Linked DNA regions of Homo sapiens: region 2 is linked to region 1. Evidence: chromatin loops called from intact Hi-C (ENCODE). Cell type or tissue: prostate gland. All regions are shown on one strand. Each heading gives the region's core, and the rest is flanking DNA. Links, peaks and the distances in the headings are about the cores only.

Region 1 (12,532 bases), core at 1,980-9,979:
GAGGTTGCAGTGAGCCAAGATCATGCCATTGCACTCCAGCCTAGGCTACAGAGTGAGACTCCATCTCAAAAAAAGAAAAAAGAAATTAACGTTTTAGTATTTTAATATACAAATGACTCATAGATTTTATGACTATTATTAAATTAACATAGTATCACTTTAAGATTCTAAATTATTGAAAAAGATTTTGAAACTATGACATGGGTACTCTTCCTAATATCTTTCCCAGTCATCCTGAGTCTCTAGTAGGCATATGACACATAAAATGGCTCTGAAGGTCAGGACCTGCAAGACTCCTACATTTACATACTAGGTGTAGAGCTCAGGATAAAAGCTGGATCCAACCTCTTAAAGAATATCCAGAAGGCAAAGCTTGGAAAGAGAAGAAGAGGCCATATTAGGCTTCATTGTCTTGTAGCTGCTGGTCTAGGCACTGAGAACTTGTTACCAGGTCTCAACATGGCCACCTATCCTCACACCTAAATCCAGAGGTTCAAAACCAAAAATTTAAGTTCACAGCCAAATCAAGCAAGTATCAAATTACATTTAACTGATTATTCTGAAGTCATTTCTACTTTTACCAACAATCTAAAAGCTGGCTTTAGCCGGGCGCAGTGGCTCAAGCCTGTAATCTCTTTAGCCCGTAGGTGCACTACCACATATAGGCATATGGTTTGAATGTATATAAGCACTGGAAAAGAAGCCTGTAACGTCGAGTTGGTCCAGTGAGTTATTCTGACTGTCTCTCTGTAGCCAGTTGAAGAAATAAACTCTCTTCTTTCTCAGTTTTTATGCATCTCATTATTGGACCATAAGAACAAGCAGCCAGACCCCTGTTTAGTCTGGGAAACCTTCCAGGGCCTAATAGTTGTACATATAAATGTAGTCTTAGCTGAAAGGTAAACTACTCAGTTTTTAAAAAATTAAAAATTTCAGCTGGATGCGGTGGCTCACATCTGTAATCCCAGCACTTTGGGAGGCCAAGGCAGGCGGATCACGAGGTCAGGAGATTGAGACCATCCTGGCTAATGTGAAACCCTGTCTCTACTAAAAATACAAAAAAATTAGCCAGGCGTGGTGGCTGGCGCCTGTATTCCCAGCTACTCAGGAGGCTGAGGCAGGAGAATGGCATGAACCCGGGGGGCAGAGCTTGCAATGAGAGGAGATTGTGCCACTGCACTCCAGCCTATGTGACAGAATGAGACTCAATCTTAAAAAAAAAAAGAAAAAAAATTAAAAATTTCATTTTATCTTGAATTGTAATTGCCCACGGGGTTCTTTCTGCACACTTCATAAAGAAAACTGCATTGTACTAAAGAAAGTGCTCAATAGACATGAGGCAGTCACTCTACATGCAAAATAGAGTTTGTACTTAAATCACTTCATCCAGATGGGGACAGTGGCTCGCGCCTATAATCCTAGCACTTTGGGAGGCCAAGACAGGCGGATCACTTGAGGTCAGGAGTTTGAGACCAGCCTGGCCAACATGGCAAAACCCTGTCTCTACTAAAAATACAAAAATTAGCCAGGCGTGGTGGTGGGTGCCTGTAACCCCAGCTACTCTGGAGGCTGAGGCAGGAGAATCACTTGAACCTGAGAGGCAGAGGTTGCAGTGAGCTGAGATTGCACAGTTGTACTTCAGCCTGGGCAACAAGAGTGAAACTCCGTCTCAGAAAACAAACAAAAACAACAAAAAATAATCTTATCCAAAGCTTATCGGTGAGGGTCTTTCTTTCTTTCTTTCTTTTTCTTTCTTTCTTTTCTTTCTTTCTTTTCTTTATCCTTCCTTCCTTCCTTCCTTCCTTCCTTCCTTCCTTCCTTCCTTCCTTCCTTCCTTCTTTCTTTTCTCTTTCTTTCTTTCTTTCTTTCTTTCTTTCTTTCTTTCTTTCTTTTCTTTCTTTCTGGTTTCATTCTTGTCACCCAGGCTAGAGTGCAACAGGGTGATCTCCACTCACTACAACCTCAGTCTCCCGAGTTCAAACAATTCTCCTGCCTCAGCCTCTCGAGTAGCTGAGATTACAGACACCCAACACCACACCCAGCTAAGTTTTGTATTTTTAGTACAGATGGGATTTCCTTGTGTTGAACAGATTGGTCTCAAACTCCTGACCTCAGGTGATCCACCCACCTCGGCCTCCCAGCTGGAATTACAGGCATGAGCCACTGCACCCAGCTGTGAGGGGTCTTTCAAAGGCAGTTTCAATAAGGAGTGAGTTGGTCAGCGAACAGGTGCTTGCTCCTGATTAGTTGGAGTGGAGATAAAATTATAGGAGGTCAAAAACATAAGGGGTCAAAGCTGTCTTTCTGTAGTTTGAATAACTTGTGGGTGGGGCCACAGGAGCTGGGTTGGTTAGTCTAGAAGAAGCCATCAGGTCCAGATGAAGCCATGGGGATAAGACATGCATAAAACTTGTAGAGATATCTCAAAAGGCTAATCTTATGTACTATAGAAGTGACAATGTTTGCAGGAGCAATTGGAGATGTTGCATATTTTATAACCTCCAGAATAATGGCTGACTTCCTTCATGTCTGTGCCTTGGCAGGACTCAGGCTTCCCTCTTCCCATCAAGCCTGATGGCCTCCCAAACAAAAGTTGAGTTTGGAGCCAAGGCCTATTATCATTTAAACAACAGCCTGAAGGTTTTCACTAGTTAGCTGGGCCCAATAGCCCAGGAATACTTAAGGGAAAGTTGAGATAGAGGGTGAGTTAGCTCAGCTTACTGTTGTAATTTTTCTCACTAATACAATTTTTGCATTGTTAATTTTAGAACCTTGGCTTTAGCTTAGATCTTTCTGAACAACTTAGCCAGTAATTTTTCTCTGCCTAAAAGCACAAGAAAAAATAACAAAGGGGGAAGTAAACAAAAATTCCTGCAAATTTTCAGAAGCCAATGTTTACATCCCTTGAAATATTGCCATTTACTGAAACCACCATTGCAAAATTATACCTGAGTCAGTGAAAGAGAGCTGATGTAACTAACTCCATCTTGCTTCTAATGTTTAAGATGTCCCTGTTCACTCTTGTGTGTAGGCTGAACTAATTTTGGGAGGAACTTAGTTTATAGTTCAAAATGAAGGCAATAGCAGCCCTTTCCTAACACAAACTTCCTTCTTTCTTGGAGACAAGACTGCCTTTGTAGGACTAGCAAATTAGCCACAAGATTAGAAATTATGGTTTAGGAGTCATGCAGCTGGAGACTACAAGATTCTGGCATTACACTAACTGCTCCTGGGGATAACATCACTGTTTTGTGTGTGTGTGTGTGTTTGTGTTTTGAGACAGAGTCTCACTCTGTCATCCAGGCTGGAATGCAATGGTGCCATCTTGGCTCACTGCAACCTCCACCTCCCAGGTCCAAGTGATTCTCCTGCCTCAGCTTCCCAAGTAGCTGGGATTACAGGCATCTGCCACCACACCCAGCTAATTTTGTATTTTTAGTAGAGAGGGGTTTTCACCATGTTGGCCAGGCTGGTCTACAACTTCTGACCTCAGGTAATCCACCAACCTCAGCCTCCCAAAGTGCTGGGATTACAGGCATGAGCCACCATGCCTGGCCCCATCACAGCTGTAAAATCTAAGATTAGTGCTTGGAATATTTTTCAGACTCTGAACTGGATAGATCAGCTGGCATCACCCAAATTGATAAACTGGCTTACCTGATCTGTGCCCCCCACCCAGGAACTGACTTAGTTCAAGAAAACAGCTTTGACTTTCTATGATTTTATTTCTGACCCAACAGGTCAACACTCACTGGCATTACACTATGCACCAAATTATCTTTAAAAACTCAACTTCCCAAATGCTTCGGGAGACTGATTTGAGTAATAATAAAACTCTGGACTCTCATACAGGTGGCTCTGCCTGAATTACTCTTTCTGTATTGCGATTCCCCTGTCTTGATAAATTAGCTCTGTCTAGGCAGTGGACAAGGTGAATCCTTTACATGGTTACATTACAATTGATTTCTGTCTTACCCAGTGAGACATAAGAGACCTCTAACTGAATTCCAGTTAGTTAATTATTAGATCCAAACTGATCCTGGACCCAGTCCAGGTTTTGTCCTGACATCCAAATCAAGTTCAGATTTTAAATTTTCTTAAACTAACTCAGAGAGCTCAAAACAAAATTTTATGACACTTTGGAATCCAAGAGAAAACTTACTAAAATTCCCAGATGCTGCAAAAGAGCCATGGAAACAATGGGTTATTGTTTTGTCACCTGGTACTCCTGGTGGTCACTAGAGGCTCTACCTCAGATTCCACTATTGATGCAGTCTGTTAAAATTTAGAAAATTTCCTGGGCACGGTGGCTCATGCCTGTAACCCCAGCATTTTGGGAGGCCGAGGCAGGCAGATCACCTGAGGTCAGGAGTTTGAGACTAGCCTGCCTGGCCAACATTTAGCAGAAATCCCGTCTCTGCTAAAAATACAAAACTTAGCCAGACATTGTGGCAGGTGCCTGTAATCCTAGCTAGTCTAGTGAGGCTGAGGCAGAAGCATCACTTGAACCTGGGAGGCGGAGAGTGCAGTAAGCTGAGATCGCACAATTACACTCCAGCCTGGGTGACAGAGTAAGACTCTATCTCAAAAAAAGAAAAAAAAATGTAGAAAATCTTAGACAAATTAAATTTAACGGAGTTTAATTGAGCAAAGAATGATTCAAAAATAGGGCAGTCTTGAGCCAGAATAGGGTCAGAGAGACTCTCAAGCAACTACATTGTCAAAAATGTTCAAACCAGAGCAACTCCATCTTGAATATGGGCTAGGCAAAATAAGGCTGAGACCTGTTGGGCTGCATTCCCAGGAGGTTAGGCATTCCTAGTCACAGGAAGGAGGTCAACAGGACTGATATCACAAAATACAGGGGATAAAGACTCTGCTGATAAAACAGAATATAGTAAAGAAACTGTCCAAAAATCCATCAAATCTAAGATGACAATAAAAGTGACCTCTGGTCAACTTCGCTGCACATTATATGTTAATTATAATGCAGAAGCATGCTAAAAGACACTCCCCCCAGCACCATGACGGTTTAAAAATGCCATGACAATGTGCAGAAGTTCCGATGTTTAGTCTAAAAGGCAGAGAAAACCTCAGTTCCAGAAATTGCCTTCACCATTTCTGGAAAACTCATGAATAATCATGAATAATCACTTTTTTTTGATGGAGTCTTGCTCTGTCACCAGACTGGAGTGCAGTGGCACGATCTCAGCTCACTGCAACCTCCACCTCCTGGGTTTAAGCGATTCTCCTGCCTCAGCCTCCCACGTAGCTGGGACTACAGGCACACGCCACCACACCCGGCTAATTTTTGTGTTTTTAGTAGAGATGGGGTTTCACCATATTGGCCAGGATGGTCTCCATCTCTTGACCTTGTGATCTGCCCACCTCAGAGTCCCAAAGTGGTGGGATTATAGGCATGAGCCACAGCGCATGGCCATTTTGTTTTTTTGCTTTTTGAGAGGGAGTTTTGCTCTGTCACCAGGCTGGAGTTCAGTGTCAAGATCTCAGCTCACTGCAACCTCTGCCTTTTAGGTTCAAGTGATTCTCCTGCCTGAGCCTCCCAAGTAGCTGGGACTACAGGCACATGCCACCACACCCAGCTAATATTTGTAATTTTAGTAGAGACAGGGTTTCACTATGTTGGCCAGGATGTTCTCGACCTCTTGACTTCATGATCCTCCCCTCTTGGCCTCCCAAAATGCTGGGATTACAGGCATGAGCTACCGCATCCCACCAATCCCTTTGTTTTAGTATGAAATTAAGAAATAAGTATATGCACTCAAGCAGTCCACAGAGTAGCCTTTCTTTAATTCCTTTACTTTCTTAATACACTTGCTTTTACTTTATGGAATCACCCTGAATTATTTATTTATTTATTTATTTATTTTGAGGCAGAGTCTCCCTCTGTCCCCTAGGCTGGGGTGCAGTGGCACAATCTGGGCTCACTGCAACCTCCACCTCCTGGGTTCAAGCAATTATCCTGCCTCTGCTTCCCGAGTAACTGGGATTACAGCCACCTACCACCATGCCTGGCTAATTTTGTATTTTTAGTAGAGACAGGGTTTCACCATGTTGGTCAGGCTAGTCTCAAACTCCTGACTTCAGGTGATCCATGTGCCTTGGCATCCCAAAGTGCTGAAATTACAGGTGTGAGCCACCATGATTGGCCTGTCACCCTGAATTATTTCTTATGTGAGATGCAAAAACTCTCTTTTGAGGTCCAGATTGGGACCCCTTTCTGGTAAAAATATAATGAAAGAATATTTATGCACAGAAAAAGAAAAGTGAATTACAGAGAAAGAAGAGAGGTACACAAACAGCTGGATTGATTACACCTTGACATTTGCCTTATTTAAACATGGATTGAACAGTTGGGCACCATTGATTGGCCAAATCTCAGTTACTTGCACAAAAATAGGTTACAGTCTGTTTACACCTCCAGTTAGGTTTCAGTTTACCACGTATGAAGAAACCTTTAGGCTGAATTTAAACTATATAAGGAGGCAGAGTTAGGCTAAACAAAACATATTTCATATGTGTGCAAACTCTTTTCATCCCTTTTTGACATTTGTAGGCTATCTATTATTTTCAACACTGACTAAAACTACTGTGCCTAAAACAACTGTGGGGGAAAGGAAGAGAGATCAGACTCTTACTGTGTCTATGTAGAAAAAGGAAGACATAAGAAACTCCATTTTGATCTGTACTAAGAAAAATTATTCTGCTTTGAGATGCTGTTAATCTGTAACCTTAACCTCAACCCTGTGCTCACAGAAACATGAGCTGTATTGAATCAAGATTTAATGGATTTAGGGCTGTGCAGGATGTGCCTTGTTAACAATTTGTTTGCAGGCAGTATGCCTGGTAAAAGTCTTCACCATTCTCCATTCTTGATTAACCAGGGATACAATGCACTGCGGAGAGCCACAGGGACCTTTGTCCAAGAAAGCCTGTGTATTGTCCAGGTTTGCCCCCACTGAGAGAGCTGAGATATTGCCTCATGGGAAGGGAAAGACCTTACAGTCCCCCAGCCCAGCACCCATAAAGGCTCTGTGCTGAGGAGGATTAGTGAAAGAGGAACGCCTCTTTGCAGTTGAGATAAGAGGAAAACATCTGTCTCCTGCTTGTCCCTGGGAATGGAATGTCTCAGTGTAAAACCCGACCACACATTCTATTTACTGAGATAGGAGAAAACCTCCCTATGGCTGGAGCTGAGACATGCTGGTGGCAATACTGCTCTGGTACTCTTTACTACACTGAGATATTTGTGTAAAGTTAAACATAAATGTGGCCTACATGCACATCCAGGCACAGTACGTTTCCTTGAAATTATTTATGACACAGATTCCTTTGCTCACATGTTTTCCTGCTGACCCTCTCCCCACCATTACCCTATAGTCCTGTCACATCCCTCTGGCCAAGATAGTAGAGATAGTGATCAATCAATACTGAGGGAACTCAGAGACCAGCACCGGTGCAGGTCCTCACTTGCTGATCGCCGGTCCCCTGGGCCCACTTTTCTTCCTCTATACTTTGTCTCTGTGTCTCATTTCTTTTCTCAGTCTTTCATCTCCACCTTGAGAGAAATACCCACAGTTGTGGAGGGGCAGGCCCCCTTCAAACAACCTCTTACTTTGAAATCAAGTGACTTATATTTAGATCTGCAAAGAAAACATTTCCTTCTGCTGAGTACATCTAGAAGTGTGTTTTGATTTTTAACATGGCAAAGCTTCTTTTCAAGATTCCAAAGTCAGAAGCTGCCATGGAGAAAATCTCAGCAGCACACATGAAAATCAGACAGCAAGTGCATCTTTTGCCCTCAACCAATTTGTTTCACACCAGTCTGCATGTAAAAATCACCTTGTGTGGGTGCTTGCTGTGAAGTTTTAATTACCTCCTTCTATTCTTTATGTGACTCATATATTTTACACCTACACATTATATATGTCACAATACTGTGTGATAATCCTTCTTTAGAATAGTCATATCATAAAAAAATTAAGAGAAAATTCTCTTAATAGGGCCTGGCACAGTGGCTCACACCTGTAATCCTAGAAATTTAGGAGGCCGAGGCAGGCAGATCATCTAAGATCAGGAGATCGAGACCAGCCTGGCAAACATGGTGAAACCCCCATCTCTACTAAATAAATACAAAAATTAGCTGGGCGTGGTGGTGGGCACCTGTAATCCCAGCTACTTGGGAGGCTGAGGCAGGAGAATCACTTGAGCCCAGGAGACAGATGTTGCAGTGAGCCAAGACTGCACCACTGAACTTCAGTCTGGGTGATAAAGTGAGACACCATCTCAAAAAAAAAAAAAAAAAAAAGAAAAGAAAAGAAAAGAAAAGAAAAGAAAAAAGAGAAAATGCTGTTTATAAATATTTGGAGGCAGGTACTCTTGGGCCATGTAAATACACAGTTTCTCCTTTAAATTTCACCTGCTATTTTTGCATTCCTTAGTACGTCTTGTCTACAATAATTATTAATGCGATGTTCTAATGATAATTTTCTATTTTGCATTATCCATCTACATTGATTAGTACTTGGAATTCCATAAAGATCTCCTTTCTATGTTTTTTCCTTTGTTTCTTATTTATTTTTTCTTTTCTTTCTATCTTTCTTCTTCCTTTTCTTTTTTTTTTTTTTTTTTTTTTTGACAGAGTTTCTCCCTGTCACTCAGGCTGGAGTGCAGTGGTACAATCTGTGCTCATTGCAACCTCCTTCTCCTGGTTTCATGTGATTCTCCCACCTCAGCCTCCTTAGTAGATGGGATTACAGGCATGCGCCACCATGCCTGGCTAATTTTGTGTTTCTATTGGAGACCGGGTTTCACCATGTTGGCCAGGATGGTCTGGAACTCCTGACCTCAGGTTGTCCACCTGCCTTGACCTCCCAAAGTGTTGGGATTACAGACGTGAGCCACCTCACATGGCCTGCATCATTTTTAAAGAGTAAAAATTTGAAAAAAAAAAGGCTGCTACTGATAACATCACTAACAGCAGCACAGGTTTTTGTTTTTGCTTTTTTTTTAAAAGGTGTCTTGCTTTCCCACCAAGGCTGGAGTGCACTGGTGCAGTCTTCTCTCCCCACAGCCTTGACTTTCTGGGCTCAAATGATCCTCCCACCTCAGCCTCCTGACTAGCTTGGACTGCACAGGCACATGCCACCAATGCCACCATGCTTAGCTAATTTTTTTTGTTTGTTTAGTTTAGAGGTGGGTCTCACTATTTTAAGAATTAAAGAAAGGAGAGAAACACGAAGGGTGACTCAATAGTTAATAAGTTTATTTTAAACCTCGGAGTGATGGTTGGCTGAATTGGGTCAGAGGCACACTGTCTTACAGACTAAGCATTTTTAAGGATTCAGGGTGGGAGAATTTATCAGAGGCTTGGACTTCTTCTGTGTCTCTTTGTTGTGCTTATCTGGGCAGGAGAATTGTGTGTCTGTTCCCACACATCTTTCTGCAGCTGCAGGCATATCCCTTGAGTCTGCCTTTAGCTTCTCTCTCTTAGTGCACCAGAAGGGAAAGAATGTGCCTATTAAGGCCCACTGTTTTACTGGGGCCCCATTGTATGAGGTGAAGTTTGGCAGTTACCCAAGAGACTTCCTCCCTGCCTTCCACTGTGGCTGAGCTGTCTTATCTATGTTTTACTATTAGCTCTTTTCTGGCTGCCTGTAGTTAGAAGAGAAGTGATTTTCTTGAAATGCATGAAGCTGGAAAGGCAGCTGAAACTTAAAGTGACAGTGTTTGTCTGAGATGACGGTGCTCCTGCTTTGTCAGCTATGTTATTCAGGCTGGTCTTGAACTCCTGAGCTCAAGCAATCTTCCTGCCTTTGCCTCTCACAGTGCTGGGATTACAGGTGTGAGCCACTGTGCCTGGCTTCTTAAATAGATGTGATAGTTACTTTTTTTCTTTTTGAGATGAAATCTCACTCTGTCACCCAGACTGGAGAGCAGTGGTGCAATCTCAGCTCACTGCAACCTCTGCCTCCCAGGTTCAAGTGATTCTTCTGCCTCAGCTGAGTAGCCGGGACTACAGTCAACTGCCTCCATGCCTGATGAATTTTTGTATTTTTAGTAGAGACGAGGTTTCACCCTATTGGCCAGGCTGGTCTCAAACTTCTGACCTTGTGATCTGCCCACCTCAGCCTTCCAAAGTGTTGGGATTACAGGTGTGAGCCACCACACCTGGCCAATATTTACTTTTATGTGTCCATATTAAAGGTTACACAGATAGCCAAGAAAGCATTATTTCTGATGTGTCTGTGAGGGTGCTTTGGAAAGACATTAGTGTTTGAATCAGTGAACTGAGTAAAGATGTGGACAGTCAAATGTGGACAGGCACCAGCTAACCCACTGAGGATGCATATAAAGGCAGAAGAAGGATGAATTTACTCTCTCATGAATGTGGCACATCCACTTTTTCAGCCATTGGACAGTGGAGTCCCATGTTTGCAGGGCGTTAGCCTTGGACTGAAAGTTGTACCATAGGCTCCCCTGTTTCTCAGGCCTTTGAAGTCAGACTGAATTTCACTACTGGGTTTTCTGGTTTTCCAGCTTGCAGATGAAACATCATGAGACTTTATAATCATATAAGACAATTACTATAGTAAATCCCCTTTTACATGTCTGTATATATCTAATTGATTCTATTTCTCTGGAAAATCCTAACACAATACAGTTTCTTTCTAGAGTGTTTTTAGGTTACCAGAAAAATCGAGCAGAAGGTATAGCGATTTTATGTATACCCCCTTCCCACACATATGCATAGCTTCTCCCATGATCAATATTTCCTACCAGAGTGGTATATTTATTAAAATTGATGAACCTACATTGACACATCATTATCACTCAGAGTCCATATTTCACAGTAGTGTTCTTTGTTGGTGTTGTACATTCTACGGATTGGGACAAATGTATAATGACCATGTATCTACCATAACAGTATCACACAGAGTAGTTTACTGCCCTAAACATTTTCTGCATTTTTCCTATTTATATTTTTCTCTCCCCAGTGCCTGGGAAGCACTAATATATTTATCTTCCCTATAGTCTTGTCTAAACAAACTGTGGTACTGAATGTCATAGAGTTGGAAACATACAGTTTGTAGGCTTTCCGGATTGACATACTTCCTTTGGTAATATGCATTTAGATTTCTTTCATGTTTCTTATGGCTTTCTAGCTTATTTCTTTTTAGCACTAAATACCATTTTATTGTCTAGGTGTACCACAGTTTGTTTATCCACTCACCTACTAACATACATCTTGGTTGCTTTCACATTTTGGCAATTATGAATAAAGCTGCTATAAACATCCATGTGCAGGTTTTTGTGTAAACCTGTTTTTAACTCCTTTGAGTAAATACCAAGGAGCACAATTGCTGAATCATATGGTAAGAGAATACTTAATTTTGGGAGACTACAAAACTAAACTGTTTTCCAAAGTGGGTGTAACATTTTGCAATCCCATTAACAGTGACTAAGATTTTCTGTTCCTCCATACTCTTGCCAACATTTGTTGTTTGTGTTGTAGAGTTTGGTAATTCTAGTATGTATGATGTGATATATAATTTTTTTCCAAGATGGAGTCTTGCTCTGCCTCCCAGGCTGGAGTGCAGTGGCACAGTGTGATCTCAGCTCACTGCAACCTCCACCTCCTGGGTTCAAGCTACTCTCCTGCCTCAGCCTCCCAAGTAGCTGGGATTACAGGCACTTGCCACCATGTCCAGCTAATTTTTGTATTTTTAGTAGAGGTAGGGTTTCACTATGTTGGCAATGCTGGTCTTGAGCTCCTGACCTGAAGTGATCTGCCCACCTCTTCCTCCCAAAGTGCAGGGATTAGAGGTATGAGCCACTGTGGCTGGCCAGTGAGATTTAATTGTTGTAATTTGCATTTCTCTAATGACATATGATGTGAAGCATCCTTTTCATATAGCTATGTGTCATCTTGGTAAGTTATCTGCCTTTAACCCATTTTTTTGGGTTGTTTATTTTCTTATTGATGATTTCTAGGTCTTTTTTGTATATTTTGAATAGTAGTCCTTTAATATGTCTTTTGCAAATATTTTCTCCCTGTCTGTGGCTCATCTTCTTATTCTTTTGACAGCATTTTAAACAAAGTGTAAATTTTTAACTTCAGTGAAGTACAGCTTATTCACTGTGTAAAAAAATGGATTATGCCTCCAGTGTTGCCTCCAAAATGTCTTCTCCAAACCCAAAGTTATCTAGATTTTCTCTTATATTATCATCTAGAAGTTTCATAATTTTGTATCTTACTTCTAGGTTTGTGATCAATTTGGATTAACTTTTATATAGAATGTAATGTTTTTATCTAAATTCATTATTTTTGCACATACCTGTTTAATGGCTACAGCACTATTTGTTGAAAAGACTACTTTTTCTTTATTGCATCACTTTAGCATAAATCTTTTAAATTTCAAAATAACCCAATGAACAGAGAAACTGAATTAAAGACAAAAACAAACAAAATTATATTAAAACATCTTCAGCCAAATGAAGTGACAAGATA
Region 2 (12,532 bases), core at 2,296-10,295, 54 kb before region 1:
GCCACATAGTCTTGGTTCTGGACCAGGGATATGTCACAATGCCCACTGTAGGCAGAACCCAGGGTGCTTGGCCCATTGATACGTCTCCATCTTTTCTGTCGGCAAGGACCAAGAAGGAAGAGAGATTCACAGTACCTATGTGCTTGGCCCAGCAATTTGTCACAATCCCCCTTGTAAGCAGGATCCAGGCAGGAGAAAAGAGTTCTATCACCTAGATAATGGGCCCAGGGATATGTCACAATCCCCACTTGGGGCACAACAAAATGAAATGAGGAGAGTCATATTACTCATGTGAAAGGCCCAAAAATGTGCTACAATTCTGCCTGTGTATATGTTCCAGGAAGTAGAGGTAAATTTCATTCCTGATTATCCAAGAGGTATGTCACAATCCCCCTTATGGGCAGTGCTCAAGAAAGACAGTCATACCACCTAAGTGTTTAGCCCAAGTATATGTCACAGTCCTAACTGTGGGCTGGGCCCAGGCAGAAGAGTAAAATCAATCTGGTGCCGTGTAATTATATATGTAACAAACATACCCTGTGGGCACTCCAGGGATGAGATTCACAATCCCATATACATCACAGCTCCAGGTTTGAGAATCCACACTTTCTGTGAGTTGGGTCCAAGTGTGTGATTCACAGTCTCAATGCTAGACTTGATTCATGCACGAGAGCTTCAACTCCACCTGTGAGCAGTGTCCTGGTATTGGAGGCACAGCCTCATAACTGTGCTGAATCTTGGTGAGAGAGTCACCATTCTACCTGTAGACAGGATCCACATGTGAGAGTCACAATTCCATCTTTTGACAATCTCCGGATGTGAGATTCAGAACCTCAAAATTAGGCTGTGTCCATGCGAGTGTGTGACATTTCTTACTGTTGGTTGGTTTTGCCTAAGAAATTAACAATCTCACTGGTGTGCTGGGCCTTGTTATGATACTCTGTAGAACCTAAAGGTTTTATAGGATATGTATGAGTGTCATAACTCTCTGTGACCTTTCTACAACTAGAAGACCTGGGACCACACTGGTTGCTCTAAGTCTAGCTATGAGAGTAAAAATCTTTCTTATTGGCTGGATCCATGTATAAGAATCATCACCATACCTGTGAGCTGAACATAAGCAAATGTCAAAATTTAATCTGTGGGCATGAACTAGGCAGGAAAGTCACATAAGTAAATGCTGGGCCAGTAATATGTCAATATGCCTCCTGTGTGCAGGGCCCTGGCAGGTAAGTCACATCACCTGAGTGCTGGGCTCAGCAATATGCTACAATGCCTGCTGAGGGCAGGGCCACGCAGAGTAGTCTTCTGAGTGTCATTGTTGGTTGAGTGTGCATAGAAGTGTGAGTTGGAGACCCAAGCCCACCAGTAACAGTCTCAACAGTGGTCTGAATCCATTCATGAGAACAACAATCCCACTTGTGATGCTGTACTGGTACAGGAGTTATGGCTTATGGGTGTGCTGAAAGCAGGTCTGAGACATCAAGTGGGTGCTAGGTCCAGCAATATGTCACAATCCACACTTTGTACAGGACCCAGGCAGGAGAGGAGAGTCACATCACCTAGGTGATGGGCTCATAGGTATGTCACAATGCCTCTTCTTGGCATTGCTTAGGCAGGAGAGGCATATCATTTGAGTGCAGTGTCCAGCAATATGTCACAATCCCACTTGGTGCAGGGCCCAGGAAAAAGAGGAGAGTCTCTTCACCTAGGTGATGGGCCTGTGGTATGTCACAACTCCCACTGTGTGCAGGGCATGAGGAGAAAGGAATACTTCCATCACCTAGGTGATGGACCCAGGGATATGTCAAAATCCTTTCTGAGGACTGGGCCTAGGCAAAAGAATCACATTACCTAGGACCTTGTCTCAGTTATATTTCACAGTCCTACTGGTGAGCTGTACTGAGGCAGGATAGTCAAATCAGGTGCTAGACAAAGGTATATGTAACAATCACACCTTCAGAAAGTCCAAGGATGAGATAATCCCACACATGTCCCAGCTCAAGGTATGAGAGTCAACACCTCCTGTGAGTTGGGCCCGAATACACCAGTAACAATCTCAACAGTGGCCCAAATTCATACATGAGAGCCACAATCCCACCAGAAACTGTGTCCATGTGCAGGAGTCATATGCTACAGGTGTGCTGAAACCTGGTCTGAGATTCTCCAAACTACCTGTGCACTGGATCTATGTATGAGAGTTAACATTTCAACTTTCTACTGCTACCTAGTGTGAGATACAGAACCACAACAGTGGTCTCTGGCCATGTTGGAGGGTGACAATTGTTACTGTCAATAACTTCCCTGTGGACAGTGCCCTGACAGCAAAATCAAATCACCTGTGTGCAGGCCTCAGCAGTATGTCACAGTTCTCTCTGTGGACAAGGCCAACGCAAAAGAGGAGGGTCAAATCACCTAGTTGATGGTCTGAGAAATATGTCACAATGCCTCGGTAAGCAGGTCCCAGGCAGGAGAGGCACATCACCTGGGTTCAGAACTCAGTGATATTTTAAATTCACAGGAGGGAAGAACCTAGGCAGGAGAGGAGAGTCACATCACCTAGGGGATTGGCCCAAAGAAATGTCACAATGTCCCCTGTTGGCTATCAATGGGGGAGAGAGAAGAGAATAGTCACATTACTCAGGACATTACCTGTTTCTCTAAGCCTGGCTCGGAGGGTCAAAATCTCTTTTATTGGCTGGGTTCACATGTGAGAGTCATCAGCATTCTTGTAAACTGTGACTAGTTACATGTTGCAATCCCACCTGTGGGCATGCACCAGGCAGTAGAGTCACATTACATGGGTGTCAGGTCTAGAATATATCACAATTTTCTCTGCAAGCAGGGCTTTTAAAGGAGAGTCACAACATCTGGATACTAGGCCCAGTGATATGTCACAATGCCCACTGTAGGCAAGGCCCAGGCAGTAAGGGAGAGTCACATTACCTGGGTGCTGGGCTCAGGGATACATCACAGTACCCAATAGTAGCAAGGCCCAGGCAGCAGAGGAGAGTCATATAACTAAGATGATGGACCAGTGATATATTGCAATCCCCACAGAAGGCAGGGCCAAGGCAGGAAATTAGTGTCACATCACCTAGGTGATGAGCCAATAGATATGTCACAATGCGCCCTGTGGGCAGGGCCCAGGCAGAGATACCACATGATCTAGTTTCTTGGCTCAGATAGATGTCACAATACCAACAATTCGTTGGGCCCAGGCAAGAGAGTAAAATCAATCAGGTGCTAGGCAGAATTATATATAACAAACCTGCAAAAAGATCCAGGAATGAGATTCACAAGCCTGCATATTCCCTGGCTCCAGGTATAAGAGTTAACATCTCCAGTGAGTTGCCCCCAAGTCCTCAGATTACAATCCCAGTGGTGAACAGGATCTGCGCATGAGAGCTCCACTGCTTTTGTGAACAGTGAGGCAGTAGTGTAGTCACAGCCTCACAGGTGTGCTGAATTTCGGTCTGAGATTCACTATCCTACCTTGGGTTCAGATTCACATATGAGAGTCACAATTCAAACTTTTGAATGCCTCCAGATATGAGTTTCAGAACCTCAACAGTGGGCTGAGCACATATGTGAGGGTGACTCTTCTAATTGTCAGCTGCATGTGCTTATGAGAATCACAATCTCATCTGTGTGTTGGGCCCTGTTATGACACTGTCTATGTCACTCAAGGGCTTTATACTGTATGCATACATGTCATAATCTTCTGTGACTTTTCCACAAGTAGGAGACCTAGGACCTTACCCAGTGCCCTAAGCCTATCTATGAGAGTCCAAATCTCTTCTCTTTGCTGAGTCCATGTATGAGAGTAATCATCATGCCTGTGAGCTGGGCTTAGGTATATGAACAATCTCACTTGTGGGCAGGGACCTGGCAAGAGAGTCACAGCACCTGGGCTTTGGGACAAGGATATGTTGATATCCATCTTTTCAGCAGGGCCCTGGCAGAAAGGTCACATAAACTGGGTGCTGGGCTTAATGATGTGTTGCAATGTCCCATGTGGGCAGTGCCCGGACAAAAGAGAATAGTCACATCACCTAAATGGTGGGCACAGAGATATGTTACAATGCCCTCTGTGGGAAGGGCTTTAGTAGGGGAGTCACATCATTTGGGTGCAAGGCCCAGCAATATGTAAAAATATTCACTGGAAGCAGCACCCAGGTAGGAGAGGAGAGTCATGTCCCCTAAGTTATGAGCTCATAGCTATATCACACATATTCCCCCTTTAAGCAGTGTCCAGGCAGTAGAGCATGGTCAAACCAACTAGGTAATGGGCCCAAACCTATGTCATAATCCACTCTGAGGGCAGAGCCAAGAAAAGATAGTGACATCACCAAGGTGTTTGGTCCAAGTATATTTCACAGTCTCATTTGTGGTCTGTACCCACGCAGGAAAATAAAATCATTCAGGTATTTGGCAAAAGTGTATGTAACAATCACACCTTTGAGGAGGTACGGGGTGAGATTCACAATCCTTCACATGCTCCAACACGAGGTATGGGGGTAAACCCCTGCTGTGGATTGGGCCCAACTGTGCAAGTCATAATCTCAATGGTGGACTGGATTCATGCATGGGAACCTCAAGCCCTCCTGTGGACTGTGTCTGGGTAGGTATAGTAGCTACCATTTACAAGATGCATAATAATGGTCAGATGCTGAACCCAGAGCTTTGCATGTATTATATCTCATTTAATCCTCACAACCACCTTTTTCCCAAAGGAGAACACTCAAGGCTCTGAGGGTAGGCTATTTACCTAAAACCACCAGGTTTAGAATTGGCAAGCAGGTCTTTAATTTTATTTATTTATTCAGAGGCAGAGTCTCCCTCTCTTGTCCAGGCTGGAGTGTAGTGGTGTGATCATAACTCACTGCAGCCTAGAAGTAGGCTCAAGTCTTCCTCCCACTTCAGCCTCCCAAATAGCTGAAAATACAGGACTGTGCCACCATGATGGGCTTTTTTTTTTTTTTTTTTTTTTTTTTTTTTTTTTTGCAGGGCAAGGGTCTCCTAATATTGCCCAGGCTGAATTTGAACTCCTGGGTCTAAGGGATCCTCCCATCTCAGCCTCCTAAAGTGCTCAGCCTTGCATGGGGAAGGCCAGAGATTCCTGTGGGCCATCCTCGTGGGTCAGTAGGGGGAGAGTGTGACCCTGAAGTAAGCTTTTCAGGAGAAGAGAGGATGGAATGTCATTCTTTTTTTGATACAGAGTCTTGCTTTGTCACCCAGACTGGAGTGCAGTGGAGCAACCATGGCTCACAGCAGTCTCGACCTCCCGAGCATAAGCGAACTTCCCACCCCAGCCTCCAGAGTAGCTGGGACTGCAGGCACACATCACCACATCTGACTAAGTTTTTACATTTTGTAGAGATGGGGGCTTCACTGTGTTACCCAGGCTGGTCTCAAACTCCTGGGATTAAGCAATCCTCCCGCCTTGGCCTCCCAGCGTTCTAGAATTATACGCGAGCGCCACCCCGCCCCGCTGGGGTGTTATCCTTTAGCGGCCAGCCAGAGGCCTCCCATGGCAGAGTGCTCCCTGGTGGGCTGGATAAAGGAGGGAGAAGTAGGAGCAGTGGAACAACAGGAGCTGGGCTTCAGATCACGTGACAAATACTTTGATGGAAGCAGACACGCGTCGGTTTATGCAACCTAAACACTCTTCTGAACCTGAGGAAGAATAGAGCCTCCCACAACCTGATGGAAAGAAGAGTTAGGGGGTTGCTGAGGAGTGTGGGGGATGAGGAAGAAGAAACTGAAGGGCTGGATGAGATCCACCCCTCCTCCTGGAGGCTGGAGAAGGGGTCCATGAACCCGGGATGTATTTGTACCTGTCAGCATGGAAAAATAACGTGGGGTTGCACACCTTCTTAGGATCCACGTTTCTCCCTGGTCTAGAGGCAGAGATAAGGGGATGGATCAGAAGAAGATGGAGGAAAAGGGTCCCAGGAGAAAGCTGCCTGGCTGGAGCTCCGTGAGGGAGGGGCAGAGGCGTGAAGGGGTTGAAGGAACTGCCCCTCCTGGGGGAAGGCGGGTCTCTGGAACAGTGAGAGCCAGAAGCGCGGAGGCGGCTGCTCTCAGTACGCGGGCTCCGCTGGGCGTCCCGACTGGCCTTCATTCCACCCCCGGATCTCCCAGACTGGGGTCTTCGGGGCCCACGAACCTTACTCCTATCCTCTTTTCCCCTCACAACCCTGTTCCTCATCCTACCCTTTCGACGTCCACCCTGTCGTCCCCCAAATCGCTTTCTTTGACCCCTGCAGACCCGGGCACCATCCCTCGCTTCCACCCGCTGCGGTTCGGGCCCCTCGCGCCTCCCTTTGTCCCTTTCAGTTTTTCGCGTGACCGACTCTCGGGGCCTCTCCTTTCTCAAACCCCTTGGCGCTGTCTAGCTCTCCCCATGGTCCTCTCTTCGGTTCGCACTTTGGTCCTTACTCTTCCCTTCCCTGGAAGAACCTCTCCTGTTTTTCTGGTTCTAGCCGCCTCCCCATTTCCGAGTCTCAGTCTCTGGCTTCCTAAGTCTTGCTCTTCCTCTGGGTCTCCCGCGCAGGGCTTCGCGGCCCCGCCCCTCTGCCCCTCCCATCTCGGCCCTCGCCCCTTCTCTGCCCCTCCCACCTCGGGTCCCCGCGGCTCCGCCCCCCTCTACCCTTCCCATCTGTGGTCCCGACCCTCTGCCCCTCCCACCTCGAGTCGTGCCCCTCTCTGCCCCTCCCACCACGGGGCGTCCGCAGCCCTGCCCTGGTGCCCTCTGAGCCACGCGGAGCCAGTGCTGCTGGCCGGAGAGCAAGGAGACAGGAGGAGCTGGGTTGGAGGCGGGTGGAGGCGGGGGTTCCTCACTTCAGACAGCTCAGCGCGGGGCCCGAGGCCCAGCCCCATGCCCACAGCTCCTCCAGACCCTGGGTGAGCCGGACCCCGGTGAGCGCGGGCCCCTTGCCTGCAGGCCCCAACCACTGGCAACATTGTGCTGCTGGCGCAGCCGAGCTGCCTGGCGCCCCCCACCTCCGCTCCCCACGCCAGCGTGCTGATGCTGCTGATAGTGGTAGTGCCCATCCCGGTGCTGTGGAGGGCAGGGGGCCCAGACAGACACCATGAGATGCAGGCCACCTGCAGCGTGGTGTACGACCCCTGCCTTGTGCAGGGCCCGGCGCCGGCGGGTGGCCAAATGCCTTGAGGGAGCAGAGCAGAGCGATGCGCAGTCACCCTCCACGCTGGTGCAGGGCCCCCAGAGGAAGCAGGGCTTTACCAACAAAATGATCCCCCGCCCCGGACCTCCTAGGGACCCGAGTCCTCCAGGCCCTTTGGGGCTGCTCTGAAAGAAGGGTGAGCCAGGCAAGCCGGGCCCTCGGTGTCTGCGGACGCGGGGACAGCGGCGCCATCAGCACGGCCACCTACATCACGGTGCCGTGCGTCGTCTTCTACCTCAGTTTCAATAAATCCCACACGAATGTTAGGATGTGCTGAAGTCTGACGGGCGCTGCGAGGGCAGCAATATGTGCGCAGACCTCTGCAAGATTAACCAGGTAGGCCAGTTGATGGAATGAGGATGACCCAGGGCTGGGCATCCATGGGTCCCGGGTGCAAAAGGGCACGCGATCAGAGTTCGCGGGGTTGCCAGGTGGACGCAGATGGAGAACCCACCCCACAGCGGCCCTAATGAGGCATCACTTACAGGAATGGTTAGAGCTAGTGGGTATCCCTGACTCATCGGTCCATGCGCACCAGTTCCAAGACAGAAGCTACTGGGCACCGGTGGCGTGAAAATGCAGGGAATAAATCCAGGTAGTCAGAGCACAGGGCTCCTAGCGCGGACTTTCCCCTGGGAAGATGATTCAGGCTCATACCAATGGGCGATAAGCAGATGGCAAGAATGAGGCAAGAGGTAGAAAGAAGCAGCCTTGGCGCCTGCGAGGGCCTCAGTGCGTGGTGATGTGCACAAGTGGAGAAGGCGGGCTGCAGGGAATTTTTAAGACACAAAGGCAAGGGGAGGCTGGAGCTCAGAGCCTTAGCTACAGTAAGTCCTCTGCCCTTGGGAAGAGACATGGGGCTGATGTGACACCCTTTGCAAAATCTGGAACTGGGGAGCTCCTTTCCACTGTAGCAGAACTAACTCACACAAGAAGGAGGCCTGGCGGGGGCAGGGGCACGGGTGTGGGGGGGCATTTTTCCTCCTGAAGCAAGCGAAGAGATGAAAACTTCCCTTCCTCATGGTCCTCATGGTCTCTCAGCTCCAATCCCTCCTGAGCCCTGGAGTGTGGTGGGATCCTCTTCATTTCCATTTGCAATTCCAGACACTGGAGCTGCAAGGCGCCCAGTGTGTGCGGACTCTGTGGACAGCAGGACCTGCCTGAGCTCCTACTCTCTTTGGGATGGCTGGCCCCAGGACCAACCTCCACCCATCCCTGCCCTGGGGCTCAAATGTACCCACCTCTTTTTTTTTTTTTTTTTTTTTTGAGATGGAGTCTCACTCTGTCGCCCAGGCTGGAGTGCAGTGGCGCGATCTCGGCTCACTGCAAGCTCCACCTCCTGTTACCCACCTCTCTTGATACCACCTCTCTTTCCAGTGCTCCCAGCTCAGGGTTGCCTGGGGCCCTCGGGGCATGGTGAGGTTGAGCAATCTCTTGGGAGAAGGGGACCCTGGTCAGAACTAAAGCAGGGCTGGTGGGAGTCATGGAAGAATCTCCTGAGATTGAGCCCCAAGGCCTTGTGGTAGCCTTTCCCAGGGCAGCACTATCCTGAGGCTCTGCTGGCCTTCAGGTTTTCAAGGCTCGGGGGCAGGCAGGGGAGGTCAGCAGAAAGCCTCTCAGGTACTTGTAAGTCAGGGCCCTCTTCTCTTTCCCCTGCCTGGCTGCTCCTACCCTCTGATTTCTGCCCCTCCCCTGCCTCCTTTCTATTGCTATTTCTTGTCCTTCTCTCTCATATGTCTGACTTTTCTGCCTCTCTCTTTCTGGGTTTCTGGCCTCTTCCCCCACCCGGAGTCTAAACCCCTCTTTCCTGTTCCTTGTGTGTGTCTCTCTCATTTGTGTCTTTCAGGCTTCCCAGTGCCCCTCCTCTTTCTTGGTTGCTGGCCAAATTGGAGACCCCGGTACCCAGTAAGGGCTCATTCCACAGACAGCCCCAAGATTTCCCTTATTAATCACCAATAAGGGATGCAGCAATGTCACCCTCATCAATGGAATTTCTTCCTTTCCCAAAGAATTTTGGGCTGGCACAAAGCTGAGGTTTCAGGGGATTGGGGGCTTGCCTGAATAGGGAGGCAGTCACCATGCCACTGGTTGACTCTAGACCCTGCTCCACCTCAGGAGGTCCCAGCAGAGCTGCAGAGATGAGGAGAAGCCCCAGAGGTGACCTCCAGAGAAGAGGAGGCCCCAGTGATGGTGTGTGCTTAGGGTGGGGGAACTTGCTTGACACTGGGAGGTGAAACCATGTCAAAAGCCCCTTCTCTTTTCTTCACCAGGGGAAGGGTATTCACTGGAGATGGGACCACAGGCTAGTAGAAAAGAAAGGAGGTTGCTTTAACTTGGGATTTCAAAGGCCCAGCACTTTAACAGTTCTTCAAACCAGTCCCTAACCCCCACAAAAAAGCCAGGGGAAATAGGCCTATAGCCCCTACCCCATGTCCTTTATGACTTCTCCTTCCAAATTGCCCAAGACTCATTTGACATCGTTGGTCATTCCCATTGTTAGTTTTGAGCCCCCACTAGGAGCCAGGTTTGGGGCTTGGTGAAAGGAGTTCAGGCCACTTTGGCCTCTAGGACTTCATGCCATATACTGGAGGAGCAGTTGTAATGTATAATCACACACCCCAAGGAGTCTTGTGTTAAAGCTGGGCTGGGAAGCCAATTAGTGACTTCTGTCCCCAAATACGTTGTCTGGAAGGGAGTGATTCATCGGGGCCTATCCTTGCTTAAACCAACCAGATGGTGGGGAGAAGGTGGTGATCTTGGTCTCTAAAGTGAGGAGATGCTGCTATGGAGAAAATAAAAAGGTCAAGTGTAGGGAAAAACTGGCTCAGAGGTGAACAAGGACATTCAAATAAGCAGGGAAAAAAATGACAGGACTGGTCAATGGATTAGAAAGAAGTAAGAAGCTTACACTTCCCACATCTTAGAACCAGGGACTGCCCTTGACACTGCACTATTTCTTCCTGGCTTTCTGCCTACAGAGACTTCCAGAATTTAGTGGAAGAAGGCAGAGCTGAATCTGGGCTCTGTGTCTTTCCAAGGCAAGATGGGGGTGTAGGGTCATTCATTGTCATGCTTGGTGCTGAGGCCCCCTCTGTTCTTGTCTGAGGCCCACTGGCCCCGTCCTTAGGAGCATCCTTGAGCCAACACTGATCAAACTTGTGGCACCAAGCCCTGGTAATTAGGATATGAGGAGCCTGAGGAAAGAGCTCTAGATTGGCAGTGGTGCCCTGGGTGCCTGCAGCTGCCTCCAGGATCTACAGTTCAGTTGAGTCAGAGAGGACACAGAATTGATCAGCTAGGCAGGGGGCTGTGTGAGGATGCCAGGGCCTATGGTTTGGGTGCTGTGTGTCTGGGGTAGGAGGCTGTAGGGAGGGGAGTATCCCAATGGGCAATGGCTCAGACAAGAGTCTGACAGAGGTGAGAGGTGCGGGCATATGTAGATTGAGGGCAGTGGTATAAAGACCTAACTAGAGATCAGCCTCTCCCTTGGTGGTTGGAGATCACCCACTCCCCCAGCTATCTTCTCTGGCCCCTAATACATTTCAGATCATGGAGCACTGTGCCTGGCACAGTAGGGACCCAATAAAATATGTGAAAACACAAGTGTCCCTGATGGGCCAGGCTGGCTCCCTGTAGGAGCCACACGTATACACTGGATACCCTAGGACATGTTTCCTGGCTACTCGTTTACACAGTCCCCTGATCAGACAACTGCCTCAGTTTTCCCTCCTGGCAGCACTTGAGGAGGTAATTCTATAGTGACCTCTCATGATAAGGCTCATACCTGCTTTCCTGCTTCCTTGGCAACCTCAGTTCCCCAAACGTCCCCTTGGATTCCAGAAGGAGCTAGATGCCTCAACTGTTTCCAGTTGGGTGGAGAATTGGGACTCTTGGGTTCCATTCCTGGATTCCCACCATCTAAGAATGAAATGGCATACATTCTCCTGCCTCCATGGATAATTAGGATAATTACAACAATCATGGTGATGAATAATTAACAAACATAAGCATAACACTTCTGATGGAGTCACACTGCCAGGAGATTCCTAATGACAGATGACTGCGTTCTAATAAAATTTGGCTATGAAGGAACACACTCTTTTAAAGAGTTGAGGCTAAATTAATCAGTGTAATAGAAATAATTGTTATTAGTAGCAATTTATTAGCAAAGATAATGAAATGCATGTGTATTAATAAATACTACCAGGATTGGGCCCCAGGGAACAATACAGAAGCTGGCCGCTTGCTTCCAGCTCTTCCCTAACAGCTCAAAGTCCCATCAAGATCTATTTTTTTTCTTTACCATCAAAAGTCTTTTACAAAGGTGACAGTGGTAAGGCAAAATCTTCTCATCCATTTTTTGGGACAGAGAATCATAGCTCCTTGACAGATGGCATCTCCTCCCGACCTGAATTTTATTCCCTTATCTTTAGCTAGACAAGTCTTCTCAGCTAAGCACCCAAACAGTACCTTCCCAGATTGGTGAAGAAGAGGTTGAGGGGATAGCAGAGCCTGGAGAATTGAGTTTTAAATGGAGAACCGCATGCATATATGTTGGACCCTCTTCATTGATGGATTATGGCTAATGAGCAGCTTTGATACGGTTGACCTGCAGTTTTGGCTCCAGCCCGGGAGAGTGGATGGGCTTCTCCTCTAATTTGGCTTGGTTCTACCCAGACTTCAGCCCTGGGGTTGGGGATGGAGCTGCCTTCAGGGAAGGAGCAAAATAGAGAGAAATCATGGAGAAACCCGGCCGTGAGAATCCCACTCCGTGCAACCACCCCACACCACAGGCACCATCCTAGAGATGGCTGTTCTCTTCCCATTCTCTACACAGAATATCCTGGAGAGGCCCAGGATCCTCGAGCTCAGGCCTTGTGTTTCCTCAGCTGTTAGAGGAAGGTCTGGAGATCATTCATGCACCACCACACAATATCTTATGATTACACTAACAGCCCCCATAAGTGACAGTAGGCTCTAAGCCCAAGTGCTGGTGCTCTTTTGACCCACTTTTCTGCCTCTCTCTCCTCATTCCTCATCAAGGCAAGGGCCAGCAAGGATGTTCTATGAAACCAAAATTCCCAGGAGGGAGTAAGGCCTAGATTTCCTTCTTCCTACCCAGTTCTTTTGCACCACTGTGGGGAGAGATATGAGAAGCTAAAAGTCCTCTTTGGGTGAGGAGTCACAGCTAGACAGCTACAGCTCCTTGGAGGCTGTCTCCCAGGCCCATTCTAAGCCGTGAGAGGAAAAAGCATTCTCAGGCCTTCCATGTCACTGCTGCAGTGAGAGATTCTGGAATGAACTTCAGACAAGGAGTCCAAAGACCTGGCCTGGTTCTG

The links. Hi-C counts contacts between places; a loop is a spot of excess contacts. Peaks named below come from ENCODE experiments on the same cell type or tissue, not always from the same donor. Only the 100,000 strongest peaks of a DNase experiment are listed, where the experiment ranks them.
Region 2: it touches region 1 in a loop (2.6-fold over the local background); 3 of 110 quality-filtered maps call a loop at or near these places.

What each region holds. Positions count from the first base shown.
Region 1 is chr16:35,622,183-35,634,714 of GRCh38, forward strand. No RefSeq gene overlaps it. Among named protein-coding and RNA genes, the nearest start is that of LINC02167, 120 kb to the right of the region's middle. In prostate gland, for the core only: no CTCF peak of the experiment used is centred there; DNase peaks (open chromatin) are centred at 6,867 and 7,228; H3K27ac peaks cover 3,343 bases.
Region 2 is chr16:35,568,016-35,580,547 of GRCh38, forward strand. It overlaps the pseudogene C1QL1P1. Among named protein-coding and RNA genes, the nearest start is that of LINC02167, 170 kb to the right of the region's middle. In prostate gland, for the core only: no CTCF peak of the experiment used is centred there; no DNase peak of the experiment used is centred there.